Regions from separate parts of the Mus musculus genome. Here region 2 is linked to region 1. The links are chromatin contacts, found by Hi-C in ENCODE. All regions are on one chromosome and are shown on one strand. Each heading gives the region's core, a stretch centred on a gene start or an enhancer-like site at or near the end of the contact. The rest is flanking DNA. Distances are from core to core; before and after follow the strand shown.

Region 1 (5,157 bases), core at 577-3,076:
TCCATTTGGAAGAGAAGGCACGAGGTCTCGCTTGTGAGTCTCTGCCCACAGGGCACTCTCTTACCCAGCGAGGCCAGGTTGCTGTAGTTCTCCAGCATCACCTCACGGTACAGGCTTCTCTGAGAGGGAACCAGCTTCTTCCACTCATCCCGGGTAAAGAGCACGGCCACGTCTTCAAATGTCAACGACACCTGTGAGGGACAGACAACTCCATGGGAGAAGCCACCCTATAGCCTCAGGCTTTGACACACATGTGCAGATGTATATCCTCACACAGAGATACAGCCATCCAAACACGTGACCAAGTACATGAGAATACGCATATACACATGTATGCACACCACATCATACATACATACACGATAAGAAAAAAACTTTCATGGAAATTGTACAAGCAAAAGATAAAACCATAAAGTGGGAAAAACAACAACAACAACCAACCAACCAACCAACCACCACAGACTGGAGAAGGCTTGGTGAACAACATAAGGATTGTCAAGAAGAAAGAAGAAAAAAATAGAAAACCAATTTTGGTAAGGGCAGAGAATGAAACAGACAAGTGCGGGAGGCAGGACCAGAAAAAAAAGGAATTTTCTCAAGTACGTATGTGTATTCTGTCCCAGGTACCTGGCAAGTTACTTGTGGAATTTGTAGGCATACACCAGACTGGCACCAGGCAACAATAGCCTGTCTATCAAGAGATACATAAGACTGGAACTGTGAACATGGGGTGTGCTCCCCACAGAATCCACCACCCACGGAGGGAGGACCAACTGCTCCAAGGAGGGCATGGGCGATGAAACCCGGTGAAGGCTGAACTGCGTGGATAACTGTCAGAAGGAAAACCAAACAAAATCCGCTCCTTCTGCTACGAAATGAACCGGCAAGGTGCTTACCTGAGATGTCGCTTCCCATTGCTCAGGAGCCATCTTCTTTCTGAAGGTTCTTCTTCCAAAGATGGGTGAAGATGAGGGAGGATCTGAGGGTGGAAAGAAGAAAGGAGTAGTACCTGTTGCTCGGCACCTGTCAGAAGCAGCATCTCCGAAAGTGTCCCATCATCTGAGCCTGGCTCTTCTGCCTCAAGAGAGGGAACCAGGAGCTGGGGGTGGGCATCAGAGAATCGACAAGTCACCAGTCTTCTTGTCCGTGGATGTCCAGAAGCAAGATTCAGGCGACACTGTACTCCATAACCGAGGGGACTCACTGAGCTCCCATGTGAACACCCTTAGACTGTTCACCACATCTCAGCAGGCACTTTCCAGCCCCTTTGGGAAGGAAATTGAAGTCTGAATGCGGCCACAGTGGGGGCGCCTCCGGTTTTGCCCCCTCAGATTGACCACGGGCAGGGACGGTGTTCTTCCTTATAACACGTTGCCCACCCGACTGCACTGCTGCTGTCAGAGATCGATTTCCAGAATACCAGGGGAAAACTCCAGAAAGGGGACCAATAGTAGCCCAGGACAAGAGAGCTGCACGGAAAACACAGCCTGCGTGGTCACTGCCCGGGCGGTGGGGAGCAGGTCACTTGCAGTCCAGAGCCAAGGCCACTGGGAGCGCGCGTTCTGGGGAGGGGGACGCGCAGGAGGCCGCCGAGCCAAACCCAGCCCAGCCCCTGTCTGACGTCCGAACATATCGAGCCTTCACTCACCTTCCCTCCTCCGGCTCCCGCCGCGCCTCACATATGCTCTGAGCCGCCGCGGGTAAGGACTCTGCACGGGGACCTTGGCCCCTAGCCTCGAGCCGCGCCACAGACGCCCTAAGACCCGCGAAGGCTCACGGGGGGGTCAGATCTTGGGGTCCAGAGGGTGGTGGCCGCGGAGCCCTCTGGGAAATGTAGTCCACTTCGAGACACAGGGATTCTGGGATTTGAAGTTCCTCGGTTTGTCTGATGCACAGATTACTTGGAAGGTCAGAGTGGACACCGGGAATCAAACACCTGCTTGTTAGGTAAATAATAAAAGATGTTGCAGGTTAGTGGAAAGGAAGCTGGCACGAAGTACCCTTTAGAAGAGCTTTTTTTTTTTTTTTTTTTTTTTTTTTTTTATAAGGTATTAGTAGGGCTGGAGAGGTGCTCAGCGGTTTAAGAGTCCTTGCTGCTCTTGTTGAGGACCTAGGTTCAATCCCCACTACCCATATCAGTTGCTCACAATGGCCTGTAACTGCAGTGCCTGGGTTCCAATACCCCCTTCTGGCATCTCCGGGCAGCGGATGCATTCCATGCTCATACACACTCACTCATACACACAAGTAATAAATGTCCTTAAAATTCTTCTTTTCCCACAAATAACAACAGCGGGGAGGGGGGAAGTTATTAGAATCAGGCTGAAGGCAGCCACGATGGAGATCTGACGGGCAAAGCTTATCAAATATCCTTCAGCTCCCAAGGACAGGAATTCTGTATTCTTACAAGTTTGGGGAAGTTTGTGTTGACACATGGCCCAACTTGTGTGCCAGGAGTCAAAAGAAAAGGTAGGAAGGCAGTAGATGCAAGCTAAGTTATAACTCAAGGTTGTCTGGGGTGTCTGTTGGAGCTAGGGTGGCAGCTGAGAGAGGAAGAGAGAGATAACTTAGCTCTGTGAGCCTTGTCAATGTCACAGCACATTGCTTGTATCAACTCTCAGTCCAAAGAGGGAGAGACTACAGGAGTGTGTGGTCTGACTTTTCAGAGTACGCTGTACAGTCTGTGTTCTAACGGTCACGCACCAAGCCCTATTATGAGCCATTTGAAAAACTGAATAAAACAAATGTCATTATCCTGAAGTACTTTATTTTTTGTAAAAGGCAAGAACCAGACAACAAGCCACGAACATAATTAGATAGGGATCTAGAAGATACCTGTAATAAGACCAAAAACAAAACAAAAAAACAACAAAACAAAAAACAAAAAAGAAGAAAAGACAAACAACAAAAGAAGGGTAGGGCAAAGCAAGGGCAGCCTGGGCAGACAAGAATGAAGCACGGGGTTGAGGCAACAACTCAGGAGAGGCAGAATTGTAGCAGTTGTAGTTTTGTGGCTGTGACACTCACTTGAGAAGAATAACTTAAGGGTCTAAAATAAAGGGCCAGTTTGGGGCCGTGGTTGGCAGGTTAAAGTCCTCGCCTGACTGACTCCATTGACTGTCGGCTCAGAGCAAGGCAGCAGAATGTCACAGAAGGACAAGGAAGATGAAAGCCGTGGAGCTGAAGGCAGCCAGGAAGCAAAGAGCAGCTAACAGGAAGGGGTGGGGCCAAAATAGACCCTTCAAGGACATCCCTAGAAACCCATCTTCTCTAGCCAGGCCACACCCCCTACAGCTCCATAACACCCCAAAACTGGTTGAAAGACTGAGTCCATCAATGGGTTAAGTCATTGTGTATGTAACAGCCCTTATGATGGACTCCTCCGTGGATACGGCTTATCAACGCAACCAGATATGGGCTTTAGCAAGCTTTTGGGTACCCCTCAATCTAATGAAATTGACAATCCATAGCAATCAGGACAGAGACATTACAGGAAGAGCCAACAGATAATTGTTTTAGAATTTTTTATTTATGAGGACCCGGAAGAAGACTCAGTGGTGAATCGCTCCCTGCCAAGCCTGGTAACCTGAATTCAATTCTAGGAACTCACATAGTGAAAAGAGAGACTGACCTCACACATACACTGTGCCACATACATTCATATATGCACAATAAATACATGCAAAACATTTTATTTTAATTAATTTGGTGGTGGTACTGGAGAATGAACCTGAGCCTCTAGCAGGCTAGACAAGCATTCCACCCCTGAGCCACATCCCCACTCTGTAGAGAAAATCGCTTACGCGCATCATCTGTCAATAAAAAAGACTATGGCCAATGAGCTGAGGCAGGAAATAGGAGGTGGGACACTGGCAGGAAGAGACAGGATTCTGGGAAATAGTGGGAAAAAAATAAAAGGAGATGATGAGAGAGATGTGAAAAAGCAGCAGCTGAGCCTGAAGGACAGGTAACTAAGTGGTAGACAGAATAGTTTGAATGGGTTAAGTAAGCTACAAGCTAGTCAGAGAATGAGCCAAAGCTATGGCCTAACCAACTAATAATAAATAATTAGTCCCAGAGTTGTCATTCCTAGAGCAGGGGATAGAAGAAAAAAAACATTTTTTTTTTAAACACCAGCCCTCTTTTAACTTTTGAGACAGAGTTTCATCAAATTGGCTAGGCTAACATTGACCTCACTCTGCAAAAGCTGGCCTTGAACTTTGAATTCTTTTGCCTCAGACTCCTAGATAGCTGAAGTGGCAGACTCTCCCAGGCCAGGCTAGTAGGTATTGTCAGTCACACAAAAAAAATTATAAATACACCCAGCCCAGCCCCACTCCAGTTTCTTGGTGCCACAGAGCAGAAATTAGTAGTTAGGGTTTTGATTCTTTTATCAGCACTTAGAAGCCAAGCTTAACCTGTCACCATTCACATCTGCTTCAGTTACAACTGAAGCCACAATGTATTTGTTGCAGCTCAGTAACTTTCAAAGCTCTTATCTGAGGCTTATTTACTTCAAGGTATTCAAGTAAAGTTTTATTTCTAGTTGTTAATATTATCTTAAGGCTTTCTTTTTTATTCTGTCAACATCCTTGAAGTTTATCTTTGAAGATGGTTTTCTTCCGTTTCTTGAAACAGAATTACTGTGTCAAGGACTGCTAAACCCTAAGGTGTTTAGGGTTGGTCTGATGCTATGTATACAAATGCTAAATTCTGAACCCCAAGATCTTGCTACCCTCAGATGAGTGAATTCTCACATACACTGATCTTTGCTGTGTAAACCTTCCTCCCCAATTTTAAGCCATTGGTTACATAAAAATGCCTATAGCCAGTCACTGTGGAGAGTAGAGGTAGACAGGATTTCAGTTACCTGGTGGAGGTAGTGAGGAGGGACCACAAGGAGAGAGAGAGAGAGCTGGAAAGGAAAATAGAGAATGGGAGGAGAGAGATAAGGAGACCACCATTAGATGGGATGGACCATGAGCATGTGGCCAGAAGAAGTCTACCCTGAGGACAGGCTGATGGAGCAAGAAAGCAGCTGGGGTGAGACCAAGCAACTAACTTGGGGAGCACAGCTGGGAATTAGCCAATCTAGCATATATAAAAATAGATTAGGGGTAATCACACAGTAATTGTGCTAAGCTGATTAAAATAAAT
Region 2 (5,139 bases), core at 190-2,689, 230 kb after region 1:
TTTTAGGATTCAGCAGCTAGCTGGATTTAAAAAAAAAAAATCAAAAGGCATTCAATCAATTACTTTTATTTTTTAATCCTCCTGCTTTCTGAAGCCATCCTGGGATGCACATCAAGGCCCATGTCACATTGTTTTCTGTGTATTGTATACAGTAAAAATAAACTACAATGTGTTTAGCAAATTGTATCTTATATCTTGGGTATCCTAGGTTTGGGGCTAATATCCACTTATCAGTGAGTACATATTGTGTGAGTTCCTTTATGAATGTGTTACCTCACTCAGGATGATGCCCTCCAGGTCCATCCATTTGGCTAGGAATTTCATAAATTCATTCTTTTTAATAGCTGAGTAGTACTCCATTGTGTAGATGTACCACATTTTCTGTATCCATTCCTCTGTTGAGGGGCATCTGGGTTCTTTCCAGCTTCTGGCTATTATAAATAAGGCTGCTATGAACATAGTGGAGCATGTGTCCTTCTTACCAGTTGGGGCGTGGACACTATGCCCCCCCTTAGAATTGGGAACAAAACACCCATGGAAGGAGTTACAAAGACAAAGTTTGGAGCTGAGATGAAAGGATGGACCATGTAGAGACTGCCATATCCAGGGATCCACCCCATAATCAGCATCCAAACGCTGACACCATTGCATATACTAGCAAGATTTTATCGAAAGGACCCAGATGTAGCTGTCTCTTGTGAGACTATGCCGGGGCCTAGCAAACACAGAAGTGGATGCTCACAGTCAGATAATGGATGGATCACAGGGCTCCCAATGGAGGAGCTAGAGAAAGTACCCAAGGAGCTAAAGGGATCTGCAACCCTATATGTGGAACAACATTATGAACTAACCAGTACCCCGGAGCTCTTGACTCTAGCTGCATATGTATCAAAAGATGGCCTAGTTGGCCATCACTGGAAAGAGAGGCCCATTGGACACGCAAACTTTATATGCCCCAGTACGGGGGAACGCCAGGGCCAAAAAGGGGGAGTGGGTGGGTAGGGGAGTGGGGGTGGGTGGGTATGGGGGACTTTTGGTATAGCATTGGAAATGTAAATGAGCTAAATACCTAATAAAAAATGTAAAAAAAATAAACTACAATGATTAGTGATGTGGGCTAGGGTTCTCCTAGAGTTTTGTTTTGTTTTACTTTTTTTGGTTTTAGTCTCGCTATGTAGTCCTGGCTGTCCACATGTAGTCAGTCAGGCTGGCCTGGTACCTATGGGTACCTCGCTCCTAAACCCTAAATTCCACTTTTGTCCTGTCACATCACTTCACCCTCCTAGCAAACAAGTCTGAGGGACTGACTGAGAGAGCAGGGACAGGCTTGCTGGATTTGCAGTGCAACACGACCCGACTCAGCTTTCAGAACGCGCCTGGCCCCGGTGCCTTCTGGGAGGTGTAGTCAGAAAAGACCTCAGGCATGCCGGGAGTAGTAGTTCTCTGGGGCTTCTCCCGGTGGCGGGGCTGCTCGCGGCGTTTTGGGGGGCTCCTGGTGGAGGTGATCCTGACTGTGCTAGGAGAGAGCGTCTGGGGCCGACATCCTCGAGACTGCTCGTGCTGAGAGTGGTGGGAGCGAGCGCCGGCGTCCGTGAGTGGGGTGAAGAGGGGCGACCGGGGCGTAGCGGGCGGTGGGCTTCCCGGCGAGCCCGGCGCGGCCTGGCGACTGCTCTGCGGCCTCAGGCTCGGGGATCTTTCTGCGGGTTTGGCCCTCCACGAAGCGTGGCTGGGACCAAACTGCGGATCCAGAGGCCTGTGCATCTTCTGTAGCATCTTAGCTATGCAGATCATAAAATCAACAGCCGATACCTAGCAGTCTAATCTAACTTAATGAATTAGCGCATCTAATAGCAAGTTACAGGCCCCTTGGCCCTTCATTGTGCCTATGGTGCAGAAGAAGAAACCAAGGCACATTGTGGCCCGAGAGTTCTCTGAGTCTTGATCGGAGCCTTAGACTGAAAGCAGAATTTCCTTCCCATTTGTGATGCTTGCTGTCTTGTCACTTTGGGCAGGCTGTGAACCTCCTGGCTGTCCACCTCAGCCACGTCGACAGCACAGCCCCACCTCTGCTGCACAGAGGACTGGTTCCAGGAATTCCCAAACAGCCAACACTTAAGTTCTTGCGGTAGACAGACACAGCATTTGCAGAGAGCTTGGACACATTATCCTTTGTACTTTAAATCAGTCCTGCCCAACCTTTTGACATTGCCACGAATCTTGTACAAGGTGCTAAAGGGTCTGTAGGTGGGTGTGGAGGGATCAGTGTAAGAAAGAAGAAGAGTGATTAATATACAGAAGGGATGTAGTTTTGGCAGGTTGGCTTTGTCAGTGTTCCTGTCATTTGGTACCATTATGGGTGGGTTTTAAAACTTAATTTATTTTCATGTGTGTATGTTTGTGTCTGTTTGTGTGTCTGTGCCCATGAGCACACAGTACCTAAGGAAGCCAGAGAGGATGTTGGATCCCCTGTAGTTACAAGTAGCTGTGGATAGCCCAATGTGGGTGCTGATAATCAAACTTCTTTGCGAACAAGGGAAGTGCTTTTAATCACACAGCCACTTCTCCAGACCCCTTTGTGGGTGGCTTTACCCTCCTGGCTCCAAGCCTTCCCTTTGTACCAGAATTCCTTACTACACCTTTTTTTTTTTTTTCTTCCCAGGCATATTTGGTCAGCACTCGGCTCTCCTTTGGCAGAAAAACTAAGAAGGGAAATGGCTGTGGATTTGCTGGCTGCCCGAGGCACAGTAAGTGAAGCTTGTCTTTGCATAAATTGCTTTCTGACTCAGATGTGGATGTGTTTCCATTTTCTGCCCCTGCCAATTTTTTCCCTTGCAAAATTAGCATTTAACAGGGGTATGCAAACTCCAGTTTGAAGCTGACCTGCAAAGAAAAGATACAAAAGCCTCCCTCCTCACACTTATCAAAGGATTCTGCCAGGCCCAGCACAGATGATAGCCACCACCTCATAAGACCTCCCAGGTGCTTTCTTTTTTTATACAGGGAGTCCTTCAGATGGAGTGCCTACCCCATTGTGTTAGCCAAAGACAGAGCTGTGAAGGTCTCCCTACCATTGGATCTCTCCTCTGGCTCAATCCCAGAATTCTCTCTTCTCCCTCATGTCCCATTTCCTAATTTCCTGCCTAAACCAAAGGCTTATTTATTATTTATTTTTTAAATTATTTCTATTTTTTATTTTATGTTATTTATTATATTATATTTTATTTATTATTATTATTATTTATTATCAACAGGTACCACATCCATACAGACATAAAACATAATTTAAAATATCTTCTGTGGCCTTCAGTTGCCAGGGAAATTTGGCCCTTTCTTTTGGGTTCTTAACTTCATTAATAAAAGAACCTAGACATGTACTCAGAAGCTTGAAGAAAATGTTATTAGAGGCTGAGAAAAATAACAGTTCAGGCAAGCAGTAAGTCTTGGCAGCTGCCAGGAGGAGTGAGATAGGAACAAGAAAGGCAGGTTCAGCAACGGAGATCAGCAGGCTCCTGATGGGCAAACTGTACATGTTAGGCCTGGTTCTTCCTCCCAGACCCATGCTCTCAGAAGTAAGACTGAGACTCAAAATATAGTTACACATACCTTGGCCATGTAGCTAGGCTCTGCTCTGAATAGATCATAACTAAAATAACCCAATTATTTTAACCTACGTTCTGCCACCTGGCTGGTTACCTGTGCTCAGGTACCATGTGTCTGTCTCCTCACATCTTTCCAAGTGGATCTCTCACCTGGCACTGTCCCAGAACTCTCTCCTCCCAGATGTTACACTTCCTATGTCCTGCCTAAGCCATAAGCCGTCAGATTTATTATTGACAGGTACTACATCCCACAGCAGACAGTTGTGTGGTGGGGGAAGTAGCTTTTGAGAATGGGTGAGAAACCCCAGAATGCCAAGGAAACCATGTTTAGGATTTTGGCCAAAAAGAAAAAAAGATAAATAAAAAGAAAAGTTACAGTTTTTGGAATAACTGAAAGTTGGGCAAGCTCCAAGGTGGCACTGCCCAAAGGCTTCTGGGAAGGCCGAGCACATTATTTCATTAAGGGATAATCACTCCTCCTTGTCTTTAGCCTGTCTTCAAGTGAACCAGAGTTTGGCGGTGAGAAGGTGGATAGAGGCAAACTCTGGCCAGGTGATTGACAGGCCCAGCTTAATTACCTCTTTAATTCTTTTGGAAAAACAATTATTTTTTTTATGTGTATGGATGTTTTGCCTGCATGTATGTCTGTGCACCATGTTGCCAGTTGCCCGTGAAGGCCAGAAGAGTTTGCCATATTCCCCTGGAACTGGAGTTATATATGGTTGTGAGACACTGTAGGTGCTGCGAATTGAAACTGGATCCTCTGAAAGAGCAGCCAGTGCTCTTTACCACTGAACCATCTCCCCAGCTCCTGGATTAACTTTTAAGGGAAGGACACAGTAGTTTGTAAAGTTCAGGCTGGCTTAGACTTGTCCCAGGGCTAGAAGTGGAGCGTGCATTCTCTTCACCAGAAGAAGGAATCTATTAATGAGCCTTAGTAAGGCCAGAGTATTCCCCCTTTTTCGTTGGATAGTTTAAATCCTGAGGAGGGGCAGAGTTGATGTTTGCCTTTGTAGTTTTACCAGAGGGATGGGAGGTGGGGCTTAAAGCCAGCGGAGCAGGATGGTTCTCTTGTTGTGTCAGGAACAGTTTGTGAACCCCAAAAGACCACCAAGGAGCCGTTTCCAGTGTAATAACATTAGGGTCTCTTTATTACAAGCTTGGGCTTGGACTATCCTCCCACCCAACTCTGACACAGCAGGACAGGAAGGGAAGGCAGAGCAGACTCGAACCCTCAGTGGGACAAGGTTTTATAGGAAATGGAAGTAAGTGAGGGAGGGTTTATCCTGACAAGTATATAACAGAATGTCCATTGTAAGCCGACAGGTGGGTGATCCGAAGCAAGACCGTATACATTCATGAACAGTGTGAAAGTACATCTGAAACAATCAGGCTAATCTTTGATTAACTGTTGCTGCTAGGAAGTAGCCAGGGAGTAACTCTGGCCAACGACAAGCCTCTGGGTCCTTCCTGGTATGTGGGTACAGCTTGAGTTCTGCTATAGTTAAGGGTTTATTTATTTGTTTTGTTTTGTTTTGTT

What was found. Hi-C counts contacts between places; a loop is a spot of excess contacts on that map.
Region 2: a map of heart shows a loop between it and region 1 (11-fold over the local background). The contact joins the promoter of Zfp354c here to the promoter of Zfp354a in region 1. A Hi-C loop is called at or near these places in 11 of 37 maps with a recorded cell type or tissue (adrenal gland, gastrocnemius, heart and 1 more).

Annotation. Positions count from the first base shown.
Region 1 is chr11:51,055,894-51,061,050 of GRCm38, reverse strand. Zfp354a (zinc finger protein 354A) reads right to left here and starts at 1,826. Exons shown (of 5, transcript NM_009329.4): 1 at 1,649-1,826; 2 at 897-979; 3 at 65-191. The coding sequence starts at 929.
Region 2 is chr11:50,824,031-50,829,169 of GRCm38, reverse strand. It overlaps Zfp354c (zinc finger protein 354C), which reads left to right and starts at 1,439. Exons shown (of 5, transcript NM_013922.4): 1 at 1,439-1,591; 2 at 2,660-2,744. The coding sequence starts at 2,712. It also overlaps a transcript of Zfp879 not described here.